Linked DNA regions of Homo sapiens: regions 2, 3 and 4 are each linked to region 1. The links are chromatin contacts, found by Hi-C or POLR2A ChIA-PET in ENCODE. All regions are on one chromosome and are shown on one strand. Each heading gives the region's core, a stretch centred on a gene start or an enhancer-like site at or near the end of the contact. The rest is flanking DNA. Distances are from core to core; before and after follow the strand shown. Region 1 holds the start of RPL37A-DT (RPL37A divergent transcript). Region 2 holds the start of ZNF142 (zinc finger protein 142). Region 3 holds the start of WNT10A (Wnt family member 10A). Region 4 holds the start of DNPEP-AS1 (DNPEP antisense RNA 1).

Region 1 (7,117 bases), core at 3,091-5,590:
GCTCTGTCGCCCAGGCTGGAGTGCAGTGGCACGATCTCAACTCACTCCACCTCCACCTCCCAGGTTCAAGCAATTCTCCTGCCTCAGCCTCCCGAGTAGCTGGGATTATAGGCATGTGCCACCATGCCTGGCTAATTTTTTGTATTTTTAGTAGAGATAGGGTTTCACTGTGTTAGCCAGGATGGTCTCAATCTCCTGACCTCGAGATCTGCCTGCCTCAGCTTCTCAAAGTGCTGGGATTACAGGCGTGACCCACCGCGCCCGGCAACATCTTAACATTAGTATGGTAAATTGGTTACAATTCATAAAGCAAGATTAATACATTATTATGACCTAAAGTCTGTAGTTTATTCGGATCTTCCTAGTTTTTAACGTATTGTCTTTTTTTTGTTCTAAGATTTCATGTTACATTTAGTCATCATGTCACCTTACGCTCCTCTTGGCTGTGACAGTTACTCAGGCTTTCCTGGTTTGACAGTTTTAAGGAGCCCTGGTCAGGTATATTGAAGGATGTCCCTCTTTTGGAATTTGTCTATTGTTCTCATGATTAGACTGAGGTTATGGGTTTTGGGAGAAAGATCACAGAGGCAAAGTGCCATTTTCATTCCACATCAAGGGGACATAGTAACAAGATTATCACTGTTGATGTTGACCTTCATCACCTTGGCTGAGGTCGTGTTGGCTATAAAGTTACTCTTTTTTCCCCTTTCTATACTGTGCTCTTTGGAAGGAAGTCATTCTGTGCAGCCCACACTTAGGGAGTGGGGAGTTATGCTCACCCTCCTTGAGAGCAGAATATCCACATAAATTATTTGAAATTCTTCTTGGCCGGGTGCAGTGGCTCACACCTGTAATCCCAGCACTTTGGGAGGTCGAGGAGGGTGGATCACGAGGTCAGGAGTTCAAGACCAGCCTGGCCGTTATGGTGAAGCCCCGTCTCTACTAAAAATACAAAAATTAGCTGGGTGTGGTGGTGCATGCCTGTAGTCCCAGCTGCTCAGCAGGCTGAGGCAGGAGACTTGCTTGAACCCAGGAGGCAGAGGTTGCAGTGCGCCCAGATCATACCACTGCACTCCAGCCTGGGCGACAGAGCAAGACTCGGTCTCAAAAAAAGAAAAAATAAATTCTTCTGCAAAAGAGAGTTGCCTCTTGTCTTTCATTTATTTAGTCTATCATTTATTTATATCCACATGGACCCATGGATATTTATTTTACACTTGGGTTAAATCAATACTACCTTATTTATTGCTCAAAATTTTCTAGCTTTGGCCATTCGGAGTTCTTTCAGTTGACTCCTGTGTCTCTCTGACATATCCCCATCAGTGTAGGGTTTTCTGAACATTTCCTTACTTTCTGGCACAAGATACTGCAGGCTCGCCTTGTATATTTCCTGCTGCAGTCCTAGAATGAGTCACTTCTCTAAGGGGCCCTGGTTCCTTTTATTAAAGAATGATATTATAAACCAAGATCTGGGGTCTGGGCATGGTGGCTCATGCCTGAAATGCCAGCACTCTGGAAGACTGAGGCTGGAGGATTGCTTGAACCCAGGAGTTCCAGACCAGCCTGGGCAACATGGCAAGACTGTCTCTACAAAAATAAAAAAATTATTTGGGCACTACTCAGGAGACTGTGGTGAAAGGACTGCTTGAGCCTGGGGAGGTCAAGGCTATAGTGAGCTGTGATCACACCACTGCACACCAGCCTGGGGAACAGAGCAAGACCCTGTCTCAAAACAAAACAAAACAAATAAAAACAAACCCTGAGATCTGGGGCAGTAGGTATACTCGTCGTTACTGGAGATGTTTGGGGTTTTTTTTTTAATGGTAGTTTTTTTAGATTATAAAAGAAACACATGCTCATTATAAAAGATAATTAGAAAATGCAAAAAATGTATGCAAAAATCAATTTGACTATTCCCACTATCCACTACTTTTTGCTTTTTCTCCTCCTTGAATTTACACAGCCAGAGCTGGAATAACAGATTGGGGAGGATAAAGAGACAACTACCTTTATTCCACAAAATTGTGCAAGATGTGCTGACATAAAGCACATGGTGGGTCACTGCCCCAGTGGCACTCAAAGTCTGGAAGCTCTTCCTGGAATCATAGGAGGGAAGAACTGGACAGGACCTTGAAGACCACCTGGTCCAGCTCCTTGTAAATAAAGATGGTGGCTGCTGGGAGGTGGGGAGGTGGTTCTCCATGTGGGGACTGTGGCTTACCTAAAGTCAAACCACAAGGTAGTTACAGATCCTGGCCCAGACTGAGTGCCAGGGACCTGATTTTAATTCAACTATGTTTTCTGATGTGCTTTTTCAGTGCACTAAATATTATGATTTGGCGTAGTACAAGCTAGCAATTAGGAGAACTAACTTTGGGATCAGACAGACCAGATTTGAGTTCTAATTGCTGTGTGACATTGAGCAAGTTTCTTAACTTCCCTGAGATGAGTTTCTTTTTTCTTTCTTTTTTTGTTTTTGTTTTGAGAAAGGATCTCACTCTGTTGTCCAGGTTGGAGTGAAATGGTGTGATCATAGCTCACTGTAACCTCTGAACTCCTGGGCTCAAGCAATCCTCACGTTTCAGCCTTTTGAGCAGCTAGAACCACAGATGTGTGTCACCATACCTGGCCTATTATTTTTTTGTGTGTGTGGAGATGGGGTCTCGCTATATTGTCCAGGCTGCCTAGAACTCCTGGTCTCAAAGAATCTTTTCCAAGAGAGACTCTGTCTCAAAAAAAAAAAAAAAAAAAAAAAAAAAAGAAAAAGAAAAAAGAAAGAAAAGTATATAATAACTTGTCAGAGGTCCCACAGCTGGTAAATAGCAGAGTTCTGTTTTGAACCCATACTGAATCCAGAGCCTCTAAGTTCCTAATCATTACATGAGACTTCCTCTCTTTTTCTTAGTAATGAAGATAATAATCATTCCTATCATAAAGGATAATGGAAAATTAAATGAGAACATCCACATAAAATACTCAGTGCCTACCATGTGTTACCCTCCAACAATTGTAACCATATGAAGTACATAGCTGTTTGCAAGTTGCTTTGATTTGATTTGATTCATATATATTTTTTGAGACAGAGTCTCACTCTGTTGTCCAGGCTGGACTGCAGTGGCGTGATGACAGCTTACTGCAGCCTCAACCTCCCAGGCTCAAATGATCTTCCCACCTCAGCCCAGGTATGCAAGTTGACTTTAATACAATTGTGAGGAAAAGTGAACAGGTGCAAAATTATTTGAGACAGTTAATATTAAGCTTTGGGAACGGAAGCTACTTGTTACCGGACTTCTGATTGGAATCAGGGCCACACAATGCCTTTCAGCTCCCATGGTCTTTCTTGGCCCTCTAATCATGGATTCTCTCTTACACTCTTATTCCAGTAGTTTTCTGAGCTTCTTATTCTCTGGATTAGCCATCCCCTGAAAAAAGGCAACCAAACTTCCTAGTGTGTGTGTTCTACGTGAAGAAAGAAGATCATGTGTCTAGTTCCAGAACACACCCTCCCCACCCCCGGCCTCAACCAGAAATCCAATTCTTCCCTGCTGACCCCTTTGAGAGACCTGGAGGGACAGAGAATTGACGGTGGGTAAAGGGTAAGATGTTGGAGTTTAAGGGTTCAGGCCTGGACCAGGAAGCTGTCTTAACAGCCTAGTGTGGGGCCATGGAAGTGAGTTCTGAAATGAAGTGGAAGGCAGGCCATCCGCACTGAGATGCAGCAGCTGGAACACAAAACTCCAAGGTGACTGTTAACTTTTCCCCAGCCTTCCAATCTCAGACTTTCCTCAGGAAACACCAGGCTCTTCTGAATTAGTCGCGAGCAGAACCATCGTCCTTTCCTTCAGAACTCTGACCAGTTTGAAACTGTCTAACTTCTTAATGTGGCTATATGATCGTTTGCAGCTGGCCTGCAACTTGTTCTGGGAATGGAACCTTGGATTTTAGTCACCACTGTCGCTAGCATCCTGCACAGTCAGCCACTTTTAGAGAGCATAATGCAGAGGGGGAAATAAATGAGATTTGGAATAGAGACGGGGTTTCACCCTGCTGGCCAGGCTGGTCTCGAACTCCTGACCCACCCCGCCTCCCAAAGTGTTAGAATCACAAGCGTGAGCCACCGCGCCCGGCCCCACAAATGTAAGATTTATGCACTTCTCCAAGCCAAGTGCTGTGCATCGAATGGAGGAACTCGTACCTTTGCAGGATTTTGTGATATATGTGAAATAATCCGGACATGCTTCTGCTATGGTTGTTTGTCGCCATAGTTTGCGAATCTGGGTAAACCTGGATGAGAGAGACGCCTTACAATTGCAAACATTTCTCAGGAGGCCGCCTGAAAACGCCCAAACCATAGAGCTCAGTTCCTAGCTAGGCCTCTACCAGCCACTTCCGCTCGTCCGCCTAATACCGCGCCTGCGCACCGCGTCTCTTCCTTTCTGGGCTCGGACCTAGGTCGCGGCGACATGGTGAGTGTGGGTCTCTGTGCGGCCTAGAACTCTATCTGCCTGCATCTGTCCTTGTTTTCTTCTCCCGCACCCATCTCCTCTCCTGCCTTACCCCGTGTTCTCTCCTGTCTCCATGCCTTTGCAGGAGACACCATTGTCGGAAGCTCCCCAAGGCGGAGGGGCGGGGGCGCCTTGGCTGGGCCTGGCGCGCTCCAGCCGGGTTAACGCCGGGCCTTCGGAGCGCGCGGCCAGCCCTGGGCACTGGTTTCGTTGGGTTGAATTTAGGGAAAACTAGGTCATATGTAATTCACATGTCGGTCACACGTCAGTGAGGTGGAGGAACGGTGTGTGGAGGCTCCAGGGCCTGCCTGGGTTCCAGGTCTATCACTGGTTTCTCCCTTCACTCTAAACAGGCCAAACGTACCAAGAAAGTCGGGATCGTCGGTAAATACGGGACCCGCTATGGGGCCTCCCTCCGGAAAATGGTGAAGAAAATTGAAATCAGCCAGCACGCCAAGTACACTTGCTCTTTCTGTGGCAAAGTAAGTAAGGCAAAGTCTCTGGTGAGAGGAGAGGGAGGGCAGGTTTCTTACCCAAGTGAGGCCTGACTTCAAGGTATTTTATAAGCCGTGTGCTGGTGGGCAGTTGGAATTACTCATACCGTTGATTATGAGTTTTAAGATAAAAGTGTTGATGGTAACTTCAGATTTTGTGAGACGTTTTTCATTTAAAGAAAACCGCTTAAACGTTAATGGGTAAAATAATCATTTGACAGAGTGCCCCCAGCCTAAGCCAAACCTGCTTTGTGGGAAATGATTCCATCAGTTTTGTCTACTGATGTTTCTGCACCAACTCCCAAGATGTCTGTGCATCTAATACCATTCTACTTGTTCTGCGAGGGATTTTTGTTTGATAAAGGTTTGAACGTTTATGTGCAAAATACTGCATTACAGCAATCCCTGTTTTGTTTTTGAGGGAGAAAGGGAGGCTTTCACATCCCTGACAATAAGGTGAATCCAAATTTAGACTTCTGGATGCTTGTAAGAGAAAATACTTACTTGGTTCATAGTGAAAATTGGTTCTCTTTTATAGACCAAGATGAAGAGACGAGCTGTGGGGATCTGGCACTGTGGTTCCTGCATGAAGACAGTGGCTGGCGGTGCCTGGACGTACAAGTGAGTCTAGTTCCTTGTGGTATTTGGAAGTGTGTGGACCACATAGGCCCAAATTCCAGGTTGCTGCTGGATGGGCTAGTTTTAACACTTTCTCAGGACTGAGAGAATAAGGATGCCTTTGTATTTTCAGGATTCTTCCGTGGTGGTTTATTTTCAGTTATTGAAAGAGTAAACACAAAACTACCAAAATAGAAGTCGGAAATCTAATTCACAGACTACTTTAGAATTTGATGGTCACTGGGCACATTGTTGTGAACATTGTCATGATACTGTGCAGGTCCATTAGTGGGGCTGAATCTACTGAACGTTGATTTGCACTGCAAGTTTTGATAAAAATAGGTGAAGGGGTCAGTTAGTTCAAAACTGTATTTGGAACTTGAGGCCATCAGGACCACCACAGTTTCGTCTTTCTGAACAGTATTAGACTGCTGCAGGTTTGTGAATCTGCAACTCAGTATCACCTGACAGGGCGATACTACAAACACTATACTACAAACTAGCATCTAGACCTGTGTTGTCCAATACACTAAGCACATATATGGCTAGTGTAATTAAAGAATTGGATTTTAAAGTTTCAGTCAATTTAAACTTAAACCGAAGCAGTGGAAAATGTTGAAATATATATATATTCCTTGTGGGGGTTTTTATTAGGGCAGAATGGAAAATGGGAACTAGAGTGCTTTCTTGGTTCTGATAGGAAAGTGAATTATTTATATACTTACAATACAGGATGGTGATTTTCAGGTATAGTTCCTGAATTTTATGGTAAAACTTTTGTAGTCATTTCAATAGCTGTCTTTCCCAAAGGCACTTTAGTGTCCGCTCTTATTTCCTTAATCATTGTTCTCACTGTATCATCTTGTAATTTATTCATTTCTTGTAATCTGTCCATTCCCTTTTAATAAGTTTAGGTCAGCCTCTTAGAACCATTTCTTTTTCATGGGATGGGGTAGGGGGAGTTAAAGCTTGCTTGTCCACAACTGAGTTACTTATAAAAAAAAAAGCAACTCTGGTTGAGAAATCAGATGCATGAGATTGTATGTCTAATTCTGCAAGATCCTGAAGGCATGGCTCTTAAAGGATGCCATCATGTAGTTTAGAAGCCACTAATTTCCGAGGAGTAATCTAATGTTGGTTAGATCTTTGGATTGACTGCAGCAAAGTATTGGTAGAGCAGTCTATCTCAGTATAATTCTTTCTAGGAAAATTTGGGAAGCGACTTTAACACAAAAACGAGGCAGATTTACTTATTTGCCATTTTCTATGTTAACATGCTTAATTATGTTGGAAACTGAATCTTTCTTTCCAGTACCACTTCCGCTGTCACGGTAAAGTCCGCCATCAGAAGACTGAAGGAGTTGAAAGACCAGTAGACGCTCCTCTACTCTTTGAGACATCACTGGCCTATAATAAATGGGTTAATTTATGTAACAAAATTGCCTTGGCTTGTTAACTTTATTAGACATTCTGATGTTTGCATTGTGTAAATACTGTTGT
Region 2 (6,115 bases), core at 3,616-6,115, 2.2 Mb after region 1:
TGCACATAGATTTCTTTTTCCCATTTAAAAAAAAAAAAAGGTTTCTGCTGGGTGCGATGGCTCATGTCTGTAATCCCAAAACTTTAGGAGGCCGAGGTGGGAAGATTGCTTGAGCCCAGGAGTTCAAGACTAGCCTGGGCAACAAGGTGAGACCTCGTTTCTACCAAAGAAAATTTAAAAACTAGCTGAGTGTGGGTGGTATACACCTGTGGCCCCAGCTACATGGGAAGCTGAGGCAAGAGGATTGCTTAAGCCCAGGAGGTCAAGGCTGCAGTGAGCCGTAACTGTGCCACTGCACTCTAGCCTGGGTGGCAGAGCAAGACCCTGTCTCAACAAAACCCCCAAAACCAAAAGAAAACAAAAAAAGCAAAGCAAACAACAAAAAAGATGGTTTCTTTTTCTTACTGTGGCTCTTTGAATTTTAAAGATATTAACTCTTTCTTACATATTGCGAATGTTTTTCCTAGGCTTTTTATTTTTTTAAATTTCTTTCACCATATGGAAGTTTGGAAATATTATATGGTCAAATTAGCTAATCTTTCCCAATATTCTTTGTCACTATACTACAGTGCCAACTGAAGTGGTGACAACTATGGCTGGAGGACGGTAATTAAAAAACAGGGAAGCTTCCTAAAAATAAGAGGTGAGGATAATGGGATGAATAAAGGGAGAATCTTTCATCTGAGATAAATACAAATGCTCAACTCCTACTTTTTTGTTTTGTTTTGTTTTTTTAAAGAGATGGGGGTCTCACTATATTGCCCAGGCTGGAGTGCAGTGGCTATTCACAGGTATGATCATAACATACGGCAGCCTCTAACTCCTGGGCTCAAGCAATCTTCCTGCCTCAGCCTCCCAAGTAGCTGAGACTACAGGTGCATGCCACTGTACCAGGCCTCAACTCTTATTCTTAACAACATGCCTCGGATGAGTAAAGTATGTTATACACAAAAAACTAGGGCAGGGAAATACCAGATCACTTCTGGAAAGCCCTGCCAAGCCCAGGGTGGTAGAGACAGGGTTTTTGCTTAATCCCTGGCTGCAGTTCCTGGGTAGGAGGGTCAATATGGAGGAAAGAATCTCCAAGGACTGTAAGAGTAGGGACAAGCCAGGATTGGGCGGAGGTGTCAGAAAGGTCTTACTTTCTGGATTACTGCCTAGCACACATGAAGCCCTTGCAGGACAGACTGCCAAAAGCTTGGTAGAAGGCTGTGCACCACTTCGCCAGCCTTCAATCAACATGCACCAACTGCAAACCAAATGACAACATCTCCAAGTATAAAAATAGGATGCTACCTTGTGTTCTCATCATATTTATACAGAATCAAAAATAACCCAGACAAAACCTCAGAGCTGCTTGTCCCACTGGCCTGCTTGCAACTGTGTTTGTACCTGGGGTCTCTCCAGGAGCACCTGGGGTCAGGGTTCCAGCTACTGTCTCCACAATGATCTCCATGTTCCCTGGTCCCTCTTCAGTTGCTGTGGCCTCTACCAGCAGGCAGCCTGGCTCAGTAGGTATAGGTGCAGGGTCCCGGGAAGGACAGGGGCTCTGGACAGGCCCCAGGATTCCACGGTTAGAGAGAGGCGGGGGGATCAGCAATAGCTCAGGGCACAGTCCATCCATCTCCCCGGTGCTACTGGCTGGCTGTGAGTCCAAAAGGGGGTCTGTCATCACCACCGACTTGTGTGTTTTGGCTTCTTAAATGCTGACAAGCCAACCAGAAGAAAAACAAAGTAAGGTTAGAGTTCTTACTTTCTTCCTGGCTGGCGTGGGTACACAGCCCAGTGCCCACCCACTTAGGCATTTTCTTGCATGGCAATATGCCATATATACCATATGAGACTAAATAGAGGCTTTCTTTTATGATAATGTTCAGAACAAAAAGTATAAAAATGATAACAGAATATTAGGAGACAGCCAACAAGTATTGGCCAATATATTAATGACTGCAGGTTGTCTTCTGCTAGCTAAGTGCCCTTAGCCAAGTCATTAAGCAATTTGGGTCTCAGATTTCTTATCTGCAACAAAATTAGGTGGGGCCCAAATATCTCAGAAGTCCTTTTTTTTTTTTTTTTTTGAGACAGAGTCTCGCTCTGTCACCCAGGCTGGAGTGCAGTGGCGTGATCTTGGCTCACTGCAACCTCCGCCTCCTGGGTTCAAGCAATTCTCCTGTCTCAGCCTCCCCAATAGCTGGACTACAGGCATGTGCCACACACGCCCAGGTAAATTTTGTATTTTTAACAGCGATGGAGTTTCACCATGTTGGCCAGGCTGGTCTCGAACTTCTGACCTTGGGTGATCTGCCCGTTTTGGCCTCCCAAAGTGCTGGGATTATAGGCGTGAGCCACCTTGCCTGGTCCCTTTCCCTCTTAACCTTTGATAATCTCACTATTCCTCAGCATGGATTATAAGGAAGGCCCTTCCTTCATCATCTGGCTCCTGCTGACCTCCCCTGACTCATCTCCCACTTCTCCCCTCAGCAGATCTCTGAACCAGATGATGTGCCATTCTCCAGACCCACCACATTCTCTTTTGCTTTCATACCCTCACAGCCTTTTGCGTCTCTTGGCTTGATATGCCTTTTCCCCTTCTCAATCTCTCTCTCTTATCTGGCTAACCAATTAACTATCCTTGAAGAAGCTGCACAAATGTCACTTCCACCATGAAGGCCTCCTGACATTCTTTTTTTTGAGACAGTCTTAGTCTGTCACCTAGGCTGGAGGGCAGTGGCACGATCTCAGCTCACTACAACCTCTGCCTCCTGGGTTCAAGCGATTCTCCTGCCTCAGCCTCCTGAGTAGCTGGGATTACAGGCATGTACCACCACGCCTGGCTACTATTTTGTATTTTTAGTAGAGATGGGGTTTCTCCATGTTGGTTGGGCTGGTCTTGAACTCCAGAACTCAGGTGATCCACCTGCCTCGGCCTCCCAAAGTGCTGGGATTACAGGCGTGAGGCACCGCGCCGGGCCTGGCTTCCCGAAACTCTTATCTTCTCTCTTCTGGCGTCCTAAGGGCACTCTGTACACAGCCCTATCAGAAACGAGGTCACACTGCACTGTTGTTTACCTGTCAGTCTCTCTCCCTAGATGTATAGCTTTTTTAGTAATTTGTTGACATTATCACTTCAATGATATTACTTTGTGATACTGACATTATCACTTCAACGAACACAAATCACCCACAATCGAAGATTCCAGTGAAGAACCACAGATATGGAGCTGCATTGGAGTAAAGCTAGGTATCTTGTACAAAACCAGTGGTTCCTCACCTATAACGTAACACATTTGGAGAAATTTCAAACTCATTAACTGACTATGGCCTCAAACTAAATATGGGAACATAACTGAGGAATGAATGACAATTGAATTGCATACCCTGTTATACATGGCTAAAATGAGTTTAAGCTGAATAATTAGTAATTAATAAGAATGATGGGAATCACTTCATGAAATTGAGTCACAGACAAGATGCAAAAAGAAAAAAAGAAGAAGAAACCAGGCCGGGCGCGGTGGCTCAGGCCTGTAATCCCAGCACTTTGGGAGGCCAAGGCGGGCCGATCACCTGAGGTCAGAAGTTCGAGACCAGCCTGGCGAACATTGTGAAACCCTGTTTCTACTAAAAATACAAAAAATCAGCAGGGTGTGGTGGCACACGCCTGTAATCCCAGCTACTCGGGAGGCTGAGGCAGGAGAATCGCTGGAACCCGGGAGGCGGAGGTTGCAGTGAGCCGAGATCGCACCATTGCACCCCAGCTTGGGCAACAAGAGCGAAACTCCGTCTCAAAAAAAAAACAAACAAAAACCAAGATCCTGCAATCTGATAGTCCCTATTTCCAGAATCCCATGGACTCAAAACAACAGATCACAGGGATTCACAAGGTGGCTGGAAAGTGCACTCCCGTGGTCAGAGGGATTCTCTGGAAACTGCAGCCTCCACTTACTGAATATTATCGCTGTTCTGGGGAATCTTCAAGCTTGACCATACATGGCCTCCGGGGGGAGCCAAGGAGGACGCTGAGCCGTCAAGATTAAGAACCTTCACCTGCGGGAGGGCAGGGTGAGGTAGGAGACAGGTGGGCACCAGAGAAGAAATACGCTTATCTTCCGGGCAGGAGGGCTGAGGAAGAGAAAGGACAGACTAAGGCAGAGAGAAGGCCTGGAGAAACAACGGGCCCCGGCCTAGCGACCCAGGTTCCCACCTGCCTCTGGCTCTGACTCACCGCGTGGTCTTGGACAGACACAGTCGCTTCGCTTCTCTGGGCCTCAGCTTTCCTATCTGTAAAATGGAGGTGATGACAGTGTCCACATCGTCGGGCAGGAGCTGGATCATAAGAGCCAGCGAACTGGAAAGGCGGTTTGTAACCTGGAAGGCTTGGGATGGAGCATCGTCATGATTTTGTCCTGAGAGCAGCAGGTACCCGGGCGGGGTCCAGAACCGTGACGCGACTGCAGCGCCGGGGCCCAGCTCGTCTGGGTGCTCCCTTCAGTACCTCCTTCCGAGAGTTCCCAGCGCCCAGGCCCACCCTGATCCCGGGGCTCGAAAAACTTTGCCTCCAGCTCGCTCCACCCGCATTCCCTTCCCAGTTCCGCCCCGCAGCCGCTCACTCACCTCCAGACCCAGAGCCGGCGGGAGCCGCATCTCTATGGTCGGCCGCGGCTGGAACGGCCCCCGGGGCCCGCTTTGTGCGACCGCCTCCGGCTCAGCCGCCTCTAGGATATTGGGGATGTGGAAGCCACTCTCTCTTCCTCTTGCCGGCTGCCGGGGTACTCTATGTTTTGTCTCTGTGGTTTTTCCCGCCCTCCACCCCCACTCCAGCCCTGAAGCCGGAGAAGCACCATCGAGAGCTCTGGGGTAGAGTGGCGTGGGCTTCTCTGTGGGTGTGGCGGGAAGTAGATGAAAGGACCCGGGGCGGGGCCGAACGCAGCTTCCCCAAGGTGCAGGCGCGGTGAAACCATCGAGACGGAGGGCCAGAGAGTCACGGCGGTGAGAGGGCTGAGTGACGGGTTACCCCAAACCATGTGGCTGGAGGCGCGAGCTGGGGTGTGGGCGAGGTTCAGGAGGGGGTTCCTGGGTGTCGCGGAGGGGCCGGGGACGGGAGAGCTTTGTCTGTGGCCTTCCATGCATAGGTGTTTTGGAATTCTGGATCCCAGTTCTGAGGCTCAGCCGAGGTCACTGCTGTCAGCTCACCTCCCTGCATGCCAGGCGCAGGGCAAAGTGGCCGGGGTTCGGGGTTGGAGGAGAGGTGTACTAGAAACAACTTTGCTCTTGTCCCTCAGGATCTTATTGTCTACGATGTGACGATCCGTGGAGAAAGTAGCAGATGGGCAGATTTTCATTTGGGGAGAATGAGGGAGAAAAGAACGGGCATTCCGAGCCAAGAGCACTGCATGAGCAAGGAGTTGGGAGGTTGCTTACTTGTTGAACATATTTGTTGCGTATTTGCATATTTGCTAAACAGGTAGTGTTAGGAGCTAATCCATGAAAGGTAGGTGGGCGCCGTATTGTAGAGAGCCTTGAGTACCAGGCTGAGTTTATACCCAATTCAGGGGTCTGCTGGGAGCCAGCCATTGAAGGTGCTGGAGCAGAGAGAGATATGGTATTGGAGCTGATCCCTATGATGAAAGATCTGGACCCTTGTGTAGATGTTCCGTGAAGCAGGAGGTGAAGACCTATTAAAATGCCATTTCAAGAACTACGATTTTAAAGACAGTTTAGGTGGGAGGTAATAAAGGTCTAAACAAGACGTTAAATATTGGGGACGTAAGGGGGAGGATATTTGAAGGACATTACTCATAACAAGACATAGGGTTACTGACAAGTCAACGGACGCTTCTCCCTTGCTGACTGCAGCCAATGGACCCCTTTTTATCATAGCTGGTCCCAGGGACCACAAAAATCCTGTCCATCCATTACCCTGATGTGAAGCCTGTTTATATAGCTCTTTTTGGTTTAAGGCATCTCCAGACATGGTCCTCTGGTAGGAAACAGGTATGAGTAGACTAATGAAGGACAAAATGGGATGAGGGACCTGGAGCCTCCACCCTTGCATTCCAATACCACCCTTACCCCACAAAAGGAGGGTATTGACCCACACAGTAATGCTGACCTGTGG
Region 3 (6,550 bases), core at 3,980-6,479, 2.4 Mb after region 1:
AAATTCAAAGGGAGGGAAAATTAATTCCACCTCTCAATGGGAGGAGTGGCAAATAATTTGCAGCCATCATAATCTGTCCCACACCCTCACAGGATTGTTGGGAGAATTTTTTTTTGAGATATGAAAGCCTTTAGCATAGCTTGTGACACATAATTTGTCAAACATATGTTTAGTAAATGATAGTTACTGTGAGAATGGGGACAGACATATGATGCTTTGCAGATATTGGGCAGGCCCTGATTGCAAATGAAGATACCTGACTTTTAGCTGAGGCCAAACAGAAATAATGAATGGCTTTTATACCAGGGAAGTCCAGAGGTTAGTCTGAATTCAGGTACAGCTGAACCCAGGGGCTCACGTGGTGTCACAGGCTTCTTTCTCATCTCCTTCCCTCTCCCTCGCCTCTGCATCTATTGTTTCTGCTTATCTCTGCCTCTCTTGGCATACTGTCCTCATTATCTCCTCCTGCAGACTTTCTCCATGACAGCTCTATATGCAGTCTTAGATCCAAAAGCAGAAGAATGACTTTCCCAGTTGTCTCCAACAGAAGTCCCAAGGAAGACCTTGCTTAGTTCAGCTTGGTCATTTGCCTATTCCTGAACCAATAATGGTGTCTAGGGAGATGTACTACCATGCCTGGGATTGACAGCCTCTCTAGAACCACAGGGGGGTGGGGCAGGCACAGGGAGCAAAGCACAGTCCTTCAAATGAAACAGAAGGAAAGGGAGCTCGTTCTGGATGTGACAGACCCTCACCGTGGCTTCCAGGACCCCTGTCCTTCCCCCGCAATGCCCCTGCATTCACTCGGTGACCTAGCCTGCTTCAATCCTCAAGGCTCATGGTGGGGAGGGGTGTCAGGCTGCAGTGGGAAGGTTGAGGCACCAGGGTTTTCCTTTCTGCCTCCTCTTGGCTCCCTTGGGTCAAATGTCTGGGCCTCAGGGAAGTCATGGAGAATTTGGACTTAGAACTCCTTGACCAAAGGAAACTCTGTTAACTTACCAAAGGAGACAGTGGAAATACATTATGGTCCACATAGAGGAGAAATGAAGCTCCCTGAGGGCAAGGTTTATATTCACAGATCTGCCTTCCCCAAAGCTCTGCTCTTATCTTCAAACAAACAAAAAAACCAAACAAGCCCAAAACCCAAACTCCTGCACTTCTCTCAGAGACCACCAGAGGGCATGCGGAGCCCAGCTTCTCTATTAACAGGGAGCGACAGACAGGACCTGCAGGACATCTGGGAAACTCAGAGAGTGGTGGGCAGGAGAGGATAGGACTGAAAGGAAGCAAGGAGACCTACAGACAGCTTGGGTCAAGCTTCTAGGGTTCCAGACTGTCTGGGACGTCTGGGCTGGCCCAGACCTAGGGCTGGGATGCCAGCCTCCCAGACTCTACCACTGCTGGGTCCTGCAGGGGGTGAGATAGGGTGGAAGATGCTGGACATCTTCCTCCACAATGCCAGGGAGGGAAGCTGGGGAAGTGGCATGAACTGGCACCATTCTAGGCAGGTTAAAAGGAATTCAGAGGAAGTTGTATGGTACAATGAAAAATGCCTTGTTTGCTAGCTTGACCTTGGTCAAGTCAGTTAACCTATCTGAGCACTTCCTATCACCTAATAGGGGTCCCTGATTGCTTTTTAGCACATTGTGAGAATGCACTTCCATCTTTAAACTGCTGGCCACATGTTACTGGTCCATCTTCTGTTACCAAGCCCTGAAGGCGTCTGGGCACTGCCTTCTATGAAGGGTGGGAGTGATTACCAGAAGGCACCATTGGGACTTCTAGCCTTATCTTCTTTGAGCCCAGAGATAGATCTGTGCTGTTGCCCTGCTGCCTGGGAAGGGGCCGGAAGTAGAGTTCCCACCACCACCCACCCCTGCTCATCCAGCTGCTCAGCCTCAGGCAGTCTGAGCCATCAAAGTCCCCTGCTGGCTGAATGGCAGGGGACATGTGGAACTGGGGAGATGGGGGAAGTGCAAAGAGGCACCCCAGATGTGTGTGTGACCACATCAGGAACAGGCGGAACACAGGCAGATGGGTGAGGAGGCCGAGTGGAAGGCCTAGGATCAGCCTGAGGCCACGGGCTCGGGGAACAATTCCCTTCCCTTTCAATGACCAAACACATTGGGAGTTTGGGGAGACTGCAGCAGCAAGCCATTCCCCCTTACCTTGCTGAGGGTTGGTGGCCTCTGAGGCCTGGACAATGGAATGAAGAGCCTCCTTATTGGTCTGTGGCTCCTTGGCGTTCTTCTTCAGCAAGACAAACTTCTCCAGCTGGGCACCAGGACTGGGCTGGGGCTGGACTGGGCTAGGCTGGGGCTGTGAGGGTCCCACCTGTTCTCACCCCCATGCTTCCCCGGCCCTTCCTCCCTGTGACCTTCTCCAGAGCTGCCACAGCTGGAACCATTCTCCAAGCTGCCTTTCATCCCCAGTGCTCCCCCGCCCCCCAGTGGCCCCTGTAATTGTGGTCTTAGGCGGCGGCTGCGGGGGCTGGGGCTGGGCTGAGGGCCAGGGCCCAGGGCAGGGCCAGGGTGGGGACTAGGGGGTGCTGATAGGGGCTTGGCCATGGTGTGGGTCATTTGGGGCTGGGACCCCAGGGGCAGACAGTCTCTGGGCCTCACCTACATACATGCCAAGGCTCTGGACCAACACAGACTCTCCCCTCCCTTCACTGAGAAGTGCTCTGACTTGGGCACTCCTAGACCCTCCTGACACCAGGGCAGAGCCACGCCTGAGTGCAAGCCTCAGTATCACTATTTGCCTCCGGAGGCTTTTTTGTTTTTTTTTAAGAAAGGGTTTTCTCGGTCTCCTTTGCACCTCTGTATTTCACAGACAGTGGAGGTGGGGAAGAAAAGAGACCCCCTCATCAGAGAGATGCCAAAGGAAACTAAATCAGCTCCTCAACCAGGTCAGCAGCGTTTCCCAAAAGGAGTCCCCACCAGAATCACTGGGGATGCTAGCTAGAAAGACAGACACCCAGGCCTTTCCCTGGAAAGGCTGATTCAACTTCATGGGGCCTGGAATCCGCATTCCCACAATGGCCCACCCCAGGGGACACTTGTGCTGCATCAAGCGTGGGAAATGCTAGTGTGAGCGCGTGATGGGGAATAAGGACATCTGTAAGCTGATTATGAGTCCCTTCCCTGTGTCACGTTCCTAATTCTTTCTGGGCCTCAGTTTCCCCAACAGCCAATAAGAATATGACTCTCCAGCTTGCTGGTGTCCTCTCTCATCCTGGGCTGGTGCCTGTCTCCTGTCTTGAGTCTGGTCCCACCCTTACCCTTACCGCTTACCCTTCCCAAATGCTAGTCCCAAGCTGTCCCCGTTTCTGCAGCATGGTAGGGAGAGTGGGGAGGGCAGGGGGCAGTTGGGGTCAAATAAGGCTCTAGCTGACGCAGTCTGCTTGCTGCCCCTGGCTGTTTTCCTGCAGTCCAGCCAGACTGCTCCCCCCCCACTGCCCCACCCCCACCCCCAGCAGCCTCAAGCCCTTAATTCCTGACAGCTGCGGTGGCTGCCGGCAGAGATGAGGGGGAAAGGAGGGGGGAGTATGCCGTCAGCCTGCTGTTGCTCAGGCCGCCCCCACCACCTGACAGTCTGGGGACAAGGAGGGCCCCACCCCCTCCTTCAGTTCCCCAGGGATGGGCAATTCCAGGAATGGGCCTTTTTTGTCTCTGAGCCCAGAGGCTCCCATAGTTTTGTTCCTAAGCCAGCAGGGGCTCTCTTCAGAGAGAGGGGCATGTTTGTGTAAAGGCTTGTGCCCATTTTACAGAGGAGGATGCCGAGGGCACAGGGCAGGAGCACGATCCACTATCAGGGCCCAGGCTAGCACCAGAAACAGACGGCAGAGCTGCCTTTCCCCTGCCCTCTGGCTCTCAGGCCCTTGCTTGGGCCCAGCACACTTGCACTATATCGAGGAGGGGCCCAGTGTTCAGTTGGGGTGGAGGGACAGGAAGATCTCAGCGAGAAGTAGACCTGAGCCAGGAGGCTGGTATTAGGGACCTCCTAGAGGACCATGTGCAGGTGGGGCCAGGGAGGGCCAGGACAAGACTGAGAGTATCTGCGGGCACAGGCAGGCAACACTCAGTGTTGGGGAGGCAGCTGCTGCGCTGGGAGTCAGGAGAGCTGCGTTCGGTTCTCGCTCTTCCGCTAATTTGCTGTGTGACCTCTTTGAGCCTCGATATTTTCTTGTGAAATAAAGGGGAGCTAAATAAACTATCTCAACGGCCACTTCTAGGGTTAAAAGTCTCTCTAACGCCTCCTCCCAGGACGTGCCACCCCGGGCGCTCCTACGCAAGCATTTTCTGGGGGCCTGACACTGCTGCCTCCCCGGGCTCACTGAGGAGACAAGGTGGTCCCCATGAGCCGCATTCCGCAAAGGGGCAGAGGAGGTCTCCGTGAGCAGGAGCAGGAGGCACCTGTTTAAGGTCACACAGCAAAGGGGAGAAGAAACCAGAGGCTGCCAAACTCCTCTGCAGGAGCCCACACCTGCCTCACACCAGGCAGGCCTGGGGGAAGTCCCTCCTCTGGCGGAGGAGGCGAAACACAGAGGCCAGCCCCTCCCCTCCAGCCCCTGCAGGTGTGTGTGTTGGGGTGGGATGGGGGCGCTCCCCAGCAGCTGCGTCTCTGCCAGGCACACACACCTCGCGGTAACACATATCCCCCACACAACCCAGCGCGCTCCACACACAGGCATCTTCCTGTGCACGCGCGCACAGACCCCAACACCTTTCCCTCTGTTGCCCTCAGCAGGGACGCTCCCACCCCCAGTCCCCAGCGGACGCAGTGGCCTCGGGACTCGTACACGCCTCCACGCCCCGCCGCGTGACGTCACGTGGGGTAGAGCCCTGAGACACTAAATGGCGGGGGGGTGGGGGGAGGAAAGGGAAGGCGGCAGAGCTCCCCGAGCCGGGACAGTCACTTACTCTACAGGCAGTGGGGCCCGACACAGACAGCGCCGCCCCCGCCAGCCAGCCTCGCACGCCCTCGGAAGCGCAGGCTCCCGGCGCTGCGCTGGAGGGTTCCCCGGCACCCCAGCCTCCCGTCCCCAGCCCGCTGCACCTCCGGGCCCCCCTTACCCTTGAGAGGCACCGGGAGTTGTCGCGGGGGGGCCTCGGGAAATTCCCCGGACCCCTGTGCCAGGAGGTGCCCGGTTCGCCCGCTCTTCACCCCCCGCCCCCCCCGAGGGCGGTGCCCGGGGGTGCTGCCCCATGGAGCGGGGAGGCGGGCGCCGTCTGCTCCGGGAGCCCTGACCCGAGTCGGAGCTGTGTGTCGCAGCCGCCCCGACCCCCCGCCGATCATGCGCCGGCGCCCCTGGCTCTCCAGTCCCACTGGGCTGTGAGCCCCCCACTCCCAGCCCGTCAGGGCCTGCGCGCCATGGGCAGCGCCCACCCTCGCCCCTGGCTGCGGCTCCGACCCCAGCCCCAGCCGCGGCCAGCGCTCTGGGTGCTCCTGTTCTTCCTACTGCTGCTGGCTGCTGCCATGCCCAGGTGAGCCCTCACCTCATGCTCCGCCCTCCTAGAGAGTTGGGACCCCGGCCTGCAGGGGCCTCTGATGCTCTTGCTGGGGTAGAGGACCCTGGAAGAAGGGAGGGACAGGGTCATAGGAAAGTGCTGGTGCCCAACCAAAGGCAGTGAGCTCCCTCATAGGAGGGGGTTGGACTGGTGACAGGATATGGGCAGTCCAGGGAGACAAGGCAGTGCCCAGGAGCATGATGGCAACTAGGAGGGGAGGTGTGTGTGGGGGGGGAGCAAGTGCCAGTCTGGAGTTCCTGCCCTGTTGGGGGAATGCACCCCCACCTCAGGAGTAAGCACAAGCTGCCTCACTCCTTCCTGCAGCTCAGCCCCAGGTAGGGGCAGGGGTTGGGAGGCTGGAAGGGGGTAGCCCAGGTGGGGTCAGTGAGAGACTGCAGCTGCAAGAGCTGTGTGTGTGTGTGTGTGTGTGTGTGTGTTTTCAATCGAGCCCAGGATCCCAGCAAACTGTGTTGGTAAACAGTAGTTTGTATGTGTGCCCATGTGTGCATGTGAGAGCTCATGGGTCAATGTATGTTAAGATGAACACATGTGTAAATGGGAGTGTCTTTGTGTGTGTGTCTGTAACTATGTCTGATGAAGTGTGCATGTGCGTAAGTGTGCTGGGGTTGGGTTTGTGTGTCCACCACAATGTGTGCAGAAGTGTGTCTATGTGAATGTGACTGAAACATATCTGTGGGAGTGGGCTTGTGGGGAACCCTGTGTGTATGGGCATCTATTCCTGGGGATGTGCATAGGAAATACTGTGGCCACAAGCATGGTGGATGTGTGTGCATTTGCACGCTTACCTGTGTGGGTGTGCAGCTAGCTGAGTGAGTTGCACTGGGCAGGATGATTGTGAGGAGGTCAAGGAGAGAGGAATGTGTAGGAGTGTACTGATGGGCCCAACCTTCAGAAGCAGAGGTTGGAAGAGGGAGTGATTATGGCCGTTGGGACAGAGTGTGTGTTGTTAGATGGGGCTCTCCTGGTCCCCCCAAAACACGTACCCACTCCACCCCATATGTCTGCAGGTCAGCACCCAA
Region 4 (6,771 bases), core at 67-2,566, 2.9 Mb after region 1:
AAGTGACCACTCTAAGGCACAGACCTCTGCTTCCGCCCGTCCCCACCGAGAGACCCAAACCCAGGGCTGAAACTCCGTTGAAAGCTTCAGCCCGCCGGCCCAGGATCATGAGCCAGGCCCGCCCCTTAATCCGAACTTTAGCCCGACTCCCTAAGTCCCGCCCCCATGTCCCTGCCCAGCTAGGAAATCCTGTTCTGCTCCCAAACTCCGGGATCCCAAGCGGGCCCCATACTCTGAGGCGGCCTGCATCACGTGCGCGTACCCAGCCCGGAGCCAAAGCCCTGTACCCCAAGGAGCACCCTGACTCCTCTCTCGCACCCACCTAGTCTCTCGCAGGACTCCCCCTTCCAGTCCCGGGAAAGTCGTCAGGTCACCCTCCGCGGGGCTTTCGGTTTCGCTTTGGGTCAGGCGGCCCCACTGCAGCACCGCGCTAAGCTTGGGCCCCGGAGGGCGCCGGACCCGGTCTGGGATCGAAATTCAAGTGGGGCCGTCGGGAGCCACTTACCTGCATGGCCCCGCGCGTGGGGCTGTGTCCGCTCATCTGGCCTCCGGGCTCGGCCCGCCCCCACCGCGCCGCCTGCCCCGCCCCTCACTAGCTTTGCAGGTCCCCCGCGTGCCCCTTCAGGCCGCGCCGCACTCGTAGGCCTTCATCACGCTTCCCCGGCCGCGCCGCCCCGCCCCATGTTTGGCCTCCCCGCCCACCTCTCCCCGCCCCTCGGCATCCGCCCCGCCCACCTCGGTCAGCCCCGCCCCTCGGCGGGCTTACCCTGTCCGCTCCGCCCCTCGCTGGGCACCACCACCCGCCTTGCCCCGCCCTTGCCCCGCCCCTAGCTTGGCCGCACCGCCCGCCCCGCCCCGCCCCTCGCCAGGAAGCACCGCCCGCCCTGCCCCTCGCAGGGCTGCACCGCCCGCCCCGCCCCTCGTCAAGCTTCCTCGTCCGCCCCGCCTCTCGCCAGGCTGCACCGCCCTCCCCGCTTTGTCCCGCCCCTCACCAGGTTTCCCCCATCCGCTCCGGCCCTCGCTGTACCCCACTACTCGCCCTGCCCCCGCCCTTGCTCCGCCCCGCCCTTCGTCAGGCCTCCTTGCGCTCCCCGCCCCTTGTCAGGCCGTGCCGCCCACCCCGCCCCGCTCCTCGCCAGGCTGCTCCACCCGCCCCGCCGCTCGTCACGCTTCCTCGTCCGCCCCGCCCCTCGCTAGGCTGCACCGCCCGCCCCGCTTCCGCCCCATCCCTCTCCAGGCCGCGCCTCCGCCTCCGGCCCGCCCTCGTCTCCGCCCCTGCGGGGGCTGCTCGTTAGGCCCCGCCCTGCACCCCCGTCACCCACGCCGCGCGACCCGCAGCCGCCGCCAGGGCCCTCTGCTGCCGCGGAGGTGCTAGGACAGCCGCGGACGGCCCGCCTCCCCGTGCCCCGGGCCTCGAGGCCAATAAAAAGCTCGCCCCTCCAGCTCACCGGGTCCGACGGGTACGGTACAAAGTGCTGTCTCTCGCCACAGCCACCTTTGTGACAATAAAAGCAATAAGGCTAATGTCCATGGGGCGCTCACGGTGAGCTTTAGCTTTATGATAAAGATTGGCCTGTTACCTCGTTTAATCTTCACAACTGCCCCATCAACTATGTACTCTTACTGTCCCCAGTTTATGCATGAACAGAGAAAGCTGAGATACGGAGACTAGTGATCCGTCGAGGTAATAAACGGCACAGGTGGGGTTTGAACTCCATCAGTTTGATTGCAGAGGCCTGGAACAACCCTACAGCCTTCTCTCAGATCTTTTCTGGACCTTTTTCTATGCGCTTTGGTAAGTGTTATGTTACACGGGAGGTCCACAAGGGACACAGAAGTTGACTTGCCCAAGATCACATAGCTGTTTGGGTGGATCTGGGATTTGACTCTGATATCTGTGCCCTTTCCATTTGTTAAAAACAACAGAAAAACAAATTCCACATTATTGGCAGTTCCAGTATTCCCATGTCAGGAGTAGTGAGTAGCACGTTTAAACCCCATGCACCTTCCTAGCTGCAGGAACTGATCAGGACTCTTGGTGGCCTCTAGATCCAAAACAGGGCCCAGCTACCAGGGGTTCAAACAAAATTCCAGAGATCACAGGTTTATGGAGCAACCTGCCGTTTATATACCTGGGGTGGGGAGTGACAGGGTGGGATGGGGAGAGGCTGGAAAGGTCCTGCAGCCCTCACTTCAAACTAGTAGATATGGCAGGGGAGTTTTCAAGAATTCACCCACTAGGTGCTGGCTTAAATTCATGGCATTCCCTAACCGTTTGTTGAAATACCATTATGGGCCTGGCGCAGTGGCTCACGCCTGTAATCCCAGCACTTTGGGAGGCCGAGGCGGGTAGATCACTTGAGGTCAGGAGTTCGTGACCAGTCTGACCAACATGGTGAAACCCCGTCTCTACAAAAAATACAAAAATTAGCCGGGTGTAGTGGCACGTGCCTGTAATCCCAGCAGCTACTTGGGAGGCTGAGGCAAGAGAATCGCTTGAACCCGGGAGGTGGAGGTTGCAGTGAGCTGAGATCGTGCCACTGCACTCCAGCCTGGGCGACAGAGTGAGATTCTGTCTCAATAAATAAATAAATAAAATTATGTATAAAGCTCAATGCTGAGCAGGACATGGAGAGAGCATTCTTGTCCTCTACCTCCTGGGGAGGGGACACATTCAAGGAGGACAGTGAAAGGGCCGAAACAAGGCTACAATGTATAAGGGAAGGAGACAACCTGAATAAGGAACCACCTTTAATGTTCTTTCTGATCACAGAAAAGAGTACATGCTTGAGTAAGAGATTCAAACATCACCAAAATGCATAACTTAGAAAGTGAGCCGGGAGTGGTGGCTCACGCCTGTCATCCCAGCATTTTGGGAGGGAAATACAGAAGTGTTCCTATTCAAATCAGAAGTGAGACATTGATGAGCTATTACTGCTGCTAGACAATGTGGAGCTGTAGTCAGAGCCAGTACCACAAAACAAAATTAACAATTCTATATGTGCAAAAGTAAAATTGGTCATTATTTATAGATTATATGATTATCTAGAATCCCCAAGAAAATAAACGATCAAGCTATTATTAGAACTGGTAGGAAGGGTAGCCTAATTTAAAAAACACTGACTTTCTTGTACAATAATCACCTAGAAAATATAAAAGTAAAAAGGTTCTTATTGACCATTTTTGGTTTGGGTAAAAAAGAAAAAAGTAAAAGGGCTATATTTACAAGAGCAAGAAATATTGTTAAATTTCTAGTCATGAACATATGAGACACCTAATCTCACTTTAAACAGGAAAATGCAAGTTAAAAATGAGATAACAGTTGGGCGTGGTGGCTCATGCCTGTAATCCCAGCACTTTGGGAGGCAAAGGCGGGTGGATCACGAGGTCAGGAGTTTGAGACTAGCCTGGCTAAAAATACAAAAAATTAGCTGGACATGGTGGTGTGCACTTGTAATCCCAGCTACTCAGGAGACTGAGGCAGGAGAACTGCTTGAACCCGGGAGGCAGAGGTTGCAGTGAGCCGAGATCGTGCCATTGCACTCCAGCCCAGGCAACAAGTGCGAGACTCCAACTCAAAAAAAAAATTAATAAATAATAAAAATGAGATACTTTTTCTTTTTATTGAGCAGATTAACAAAAATGGAAAAGATGGGTAATATCAAGTGTTGGAGAAGGCTTGGGGTAATGCAAGCATTTTCTGGAGGCTAAAGCAACTCCATCTGGGAAGCTAATCTGCCATGTTGACTTTTCAACAACCTGTTCCAGGAATGACTCTAAGTTTTCTACTTTACCTACTATTACCATAAATCCTGCGCTTAGACAGATTCACATAGCATTCATGACTTTGCCTGAGGGGTCAACTTCAATTGTTTGACACATTGTTTCCCTATGGTATGTAAGCCCTGGGTTTGCAGGGTAATCCACCATTTCATCTCTGAAACTATGGCCTCTATTCATAAGTCCCTATGAAATGTTTCTTTCTGAGAGACTGTATATGTCAGCCTCTTTCGTCGGCTTTTCAGCTTCCCTGAACTTTGGGGGTATGTTTGCACAGACCTTTATACCCAAATTTCTGTGGTGTAAATGTTCCCCGTGGCCGATTTCAAGCTGTCGAGATGATGTCACTGAAGGGAGTTGGGAAGAGCTGTGCGGAAGCATGCCATTATGTAGATTTCCACCATGCAGACACAATGGATAGAAATAACATCAACAGCATAGATTTAAGAAGGCAGTAAAATGTTTGGAAAGGTGATGGATTTTTGGTTTTCATTATCTGTAATATAATTTATTTAATTGTAAGTGTATATAATTTAGTTTTTTTTAATGATTGCTGTGTTTAACAACAAGCTCACCAAATTCCTGGAAATTTGACAATCAGTTCTCATGAGCTTGTCCAAGTTGGCCCCAGCACACTATTCCACCCGTACTGTACATCTTTGCTACTAAATGTGTGATCTGTTGACCAGCAATGTCAATAACATCTGGGAGCTTTTTAGAAATGCAGAACCTCAGGGCTTACCCTAGAGTTATAGAATCAGCATCTGCATGTTAACAAGATTCCTAGATGATTTGAATGCTTGAGACACAGTATTTTAAAGTGCTGTGTAGCAGTTCATAAAAAAAAAAAAAAGGTCAGTCTTTAGGAATTGTTACAGAAAAGAATTCCAAATATACTGTTGAGTGAAAAAAAAAAGCAATTTCTAGAATGTAAGGTGAGGGCCTTTAGATAAAACTCACACAATGAGCTAAATTTATATTTCTAGATGTTATATAAATACATATGTAAATGGATAGAAACAGGTTTGGAAGGATAATGGTCACCTCTGGGTAAGGGAATGGTGATGGATTTGGAGTTCAGGTGGCAAAGTCAAGGGATGACTAGGGATCAAGAAAGAAAAAGTTTCTGAGAATCGTTCTTGCCCTTGGCCTTCTGAGAAAATCTTCCCTGGAAGATCTCGGCTGATGTTTACAATGCTACCATTATTCATTCATCTTTTTGGTTTAACACATATTAAAGTGCAAATACTTTTGCGTGAACATAGAAGTCAGTTACATACACTTCAGTGTGAGTTTATAAGATACATATGTCTTTTTTTTTTTTTTTTATTGAGACGGAGTCTCGCTCTGTTGCCCAAGCTAGAGGGCAGTGGCAACCATCTCAGCTCACTGCAATCTCCGCCTCCTGGGTTCAAGTGATTCTCCTGCCTCAGCCTCCCATGTAGCTGGGATTATAGGTGCCCTCTACCACACCCAGTTAAATTTTTTTTTTTGAGATGGAGTCTCACTCTGTTGTCCAGGCTGGAGTGCAGTGGCGCTATTTTGGCTTACTGCAACCTTCATTTCCTGGGTTCCAGAGATTCTCCTGCCTCAGCCTCCTGAGTAGCTGGGATTACAAGCACGCATCACCATGCCTGGCTCATTTTTTGTATTTTTAGTAGAGACAGGGTTTCACCATGTTGGCCAGGCTGGTCTTGAACTCCTGACCTCAGGTGATCCACCCACCTTGGCCTCCCAAAGTGCTGGGATTACACGTGTGAACCACCGCGTCCAGCCTAGAACTACAAACTATTGATCCTACCTTTCCCTATTCCTCACTCCTGTCTTCATGACTCTCCTACCTAGGATGAGCCATACATTCCACTGTTGTGCTCACTCCCTCGCACACACCTTCAAGTTCCTGCTCTAGATTTGCGGACTTGCCTGGCAAAACCCCAACCCTGACTGCAACCAGCTCCTCCCCTGCTCCAACCTGTGTGGCTGGAGAAACATCCAAGCCGCGCTGCCTGGTCTCACTTTAAACCAGTGGTGTCCGGTCTTTTGGCTTCCCTGGGCCACATTGGAAGAAGTAGAATAGTCTTGGGCCACAAATAAAATACACGAACCCTAACAATAACTGATGAGCTAAAAACCTTTCAAAAAAATCTCATAATGTTTTAAGAAAGTTTACAAATATGTGTTGGGCTGCATTCAAAGCTGTCCTGGGCTGCATGTGGTCCATAGGTGGTGGGTTGGACAAGCTTACTTTTTTTTTTAGTTTTTTTGAGACAGAGTCTTGCTCTGTTGCCCAGGCTGGAGTGCAGTGGCATGATCTCAGTTCACCACAACCTCTGCCTCCTGGGTTCAAGCGATTCTTCTGCCTCAGCCTCTCAAGTAGCTGTGATTACAAGCATGAGCCACCATGCCTGGCTAATTTCTGTATTTTTAGTAGAGACAGGGTTTCACCATGTTGGCCAGGCTGGTCTCGACCTCCTGACCTCAAGTGATCCATCTGCCTTGGCCTCCCAAAGTGCTGGGATTACAGGTGTGAGCCACCACACCCAGCTGGACAAGCTTGCTTTAAACTCAACCACTAACCTAAGTGTGTTCTTTGTACTGCCCAGAGGTCCTATTGCATCTCCTGGGCCATTTGCTTCTTTGCTTTCCTGGAGGAGAGTTTCATCCAGTGTCTTCCTCCATCCCCACTCTCAGCCGAGGACCATGGTTCCCATTTTACTGTGAAAATAGAAGCCTTCAAAAGAGAATTTCCGCAAGTTTTAAGCTGCCACGCCTAGGCTCCTACCAGGATCTGAGCTCCATATTCTGCTGTCCTCATTTCTGTGGGTGAACCATCTGTGCTCCTATCCAAGGCCACCCTCTCCACTTGTGCACAAGATTCCACCCCTCTTGCTTACGTAAGGGCACCATATCAACTCTTCTTCCCTTTCTCCTGCATTATCAATCTCCACAGTTCTGGCGGGTCAAGCTGATTAGCATATACATGTGCTATAA

What was found. A loop is a pair of places that touch in the nucleus more often than their neighbours do. ChIA-PET counts read pairs that join two places held with the same protein, here RNA polymerase II (POLR2A). Pooled maps may share reads with other maps.
Region 2: a pooled map shows a loop between it and region 1 (26-fold over the local background). The contact joins the promoter of ZNF142 here to the promoter of RPL37A-DT in region 1. A Hi-C loop is called at or near these places in 11 of 50 pooled maps.
Region 3: a loop to region 1 is called in a pooled map, with 3 times the contacts of the local background. The contact joins the promoter of WNT10A here to the promoter of RPL37A-DT in region 1. A Hi-C loop is called at or near these places in 1 of 37 single-sample maps with no recorded cell type and 5 of 50 pooled maps. POLR2A ChIA-PET finds 5 or more read pairs at or near these places in 1 of 52 experiments (activated B cell).
Region 4: a map of CD8-positive, alpha-beta T cell shows a loop between it and region 1 (10-fold over the local background). The contact joins the promoter of DNPEP-AS1 here to the promoter of RPL37A-DT in region 1. A Hi-C loop is called at or near these places in 4 of 168 maps with a recorded cell type or tissue (CD4-positive, alpha-beta T cell, CD8-positive, alpha-beta T cell and naive thymus-derived CD4-positive, alpha-beta T cell), 2 of 37 single-sample maps with no recorded cell type and 12 of 50 pooled maps. POLR2A ChIA-PET finds 5 or more read pairs at or near these places in 1 of 52 experiments (Caco-2).

The regions. Positions count from the first base shown.
Region 1 is chr2:216,494,412-216,501,528 of GRCh38, forward strand. It overlaps RPL37A-DT (RPL37A divergent transcript), which reads right to left and starts at 4,341. Exons shown (of 4, transcript NR_183317.1): 1 at 4,196-4,341. RPL37A (ribosomal protein L37a) reads left to right here and starts at 4,433. Exons shown (of 4, transcript NM_000998.5): 1 at 4,433-4,466; 2 at 4,859-4,987; 3 at 5,538-5,620; 4 at 6,930-7,117. The coding sequence starts at 4,464. The coding sequence ends at 6,993. RefSeq lists a silencer at 1,678-1,747 and enhancers at 3,850-3,939, 4,120-4,509.
Region 2 is chr2:218,654,758-218,660,872 of GRCh38, forward strand. It overlaps ZNF142 (zinc finger protein 142), which reads right to left and starts at 4,866. Exons shown (of 11, transcript NM_001379659.1): 1 at 4,612-4,866; 2 at 4,223-4,373; 3 at 3,944-4,119; 4 at 1,393-1,706. The coding sequence starts at 1,672. It overlaps BCS1L (BCS1 ubiquinol-cytochrome c reductase complex chaperone), which reads left to right and starts at 4,926. Exons shown (of 8, transcript NM_001079866.2): 1 at 4,926-4,986. RefSeq lists enhancers at 3,990-4,109, 4,920-5,049.
Region 3 is chr2:218,875,623-218,882,172 of GRCh38, forward strand. WNT10A (Wnt family member 10A) reads left to right here and starts at 5,230. Exons shown (of 4, transcript NM_025216.3): 1 at 5,230-5,486; 2 at 6,539-6,550. The coding sequence starts at 5,374. RefSeq lists silencers at 4,656-4,715, 4,936-5,145, 5,166-5,305.
Region 4 is chr2:219,387,254-219,394,024 of GRCh38, forward strand. It overlaps DNPEP-AS1 (DNPEP antisense RNA 1), which reads left to right and starts at 1,317. Exons shown (of 4, transcript NR_183823.1): 1 at 1,317-1,543; 2 at 1,634-1,795. DNPEP (aspartyl aminopeptidase) reads right to left here and starts at 659. Exons shown (of 15, transcript NM_012100.4): 1 at 506-659. The coding sequence starts at 541. RefSeq lists an enhancer at 1-186 and silencers at 451-690, 711-1,230, 1,311-1,460.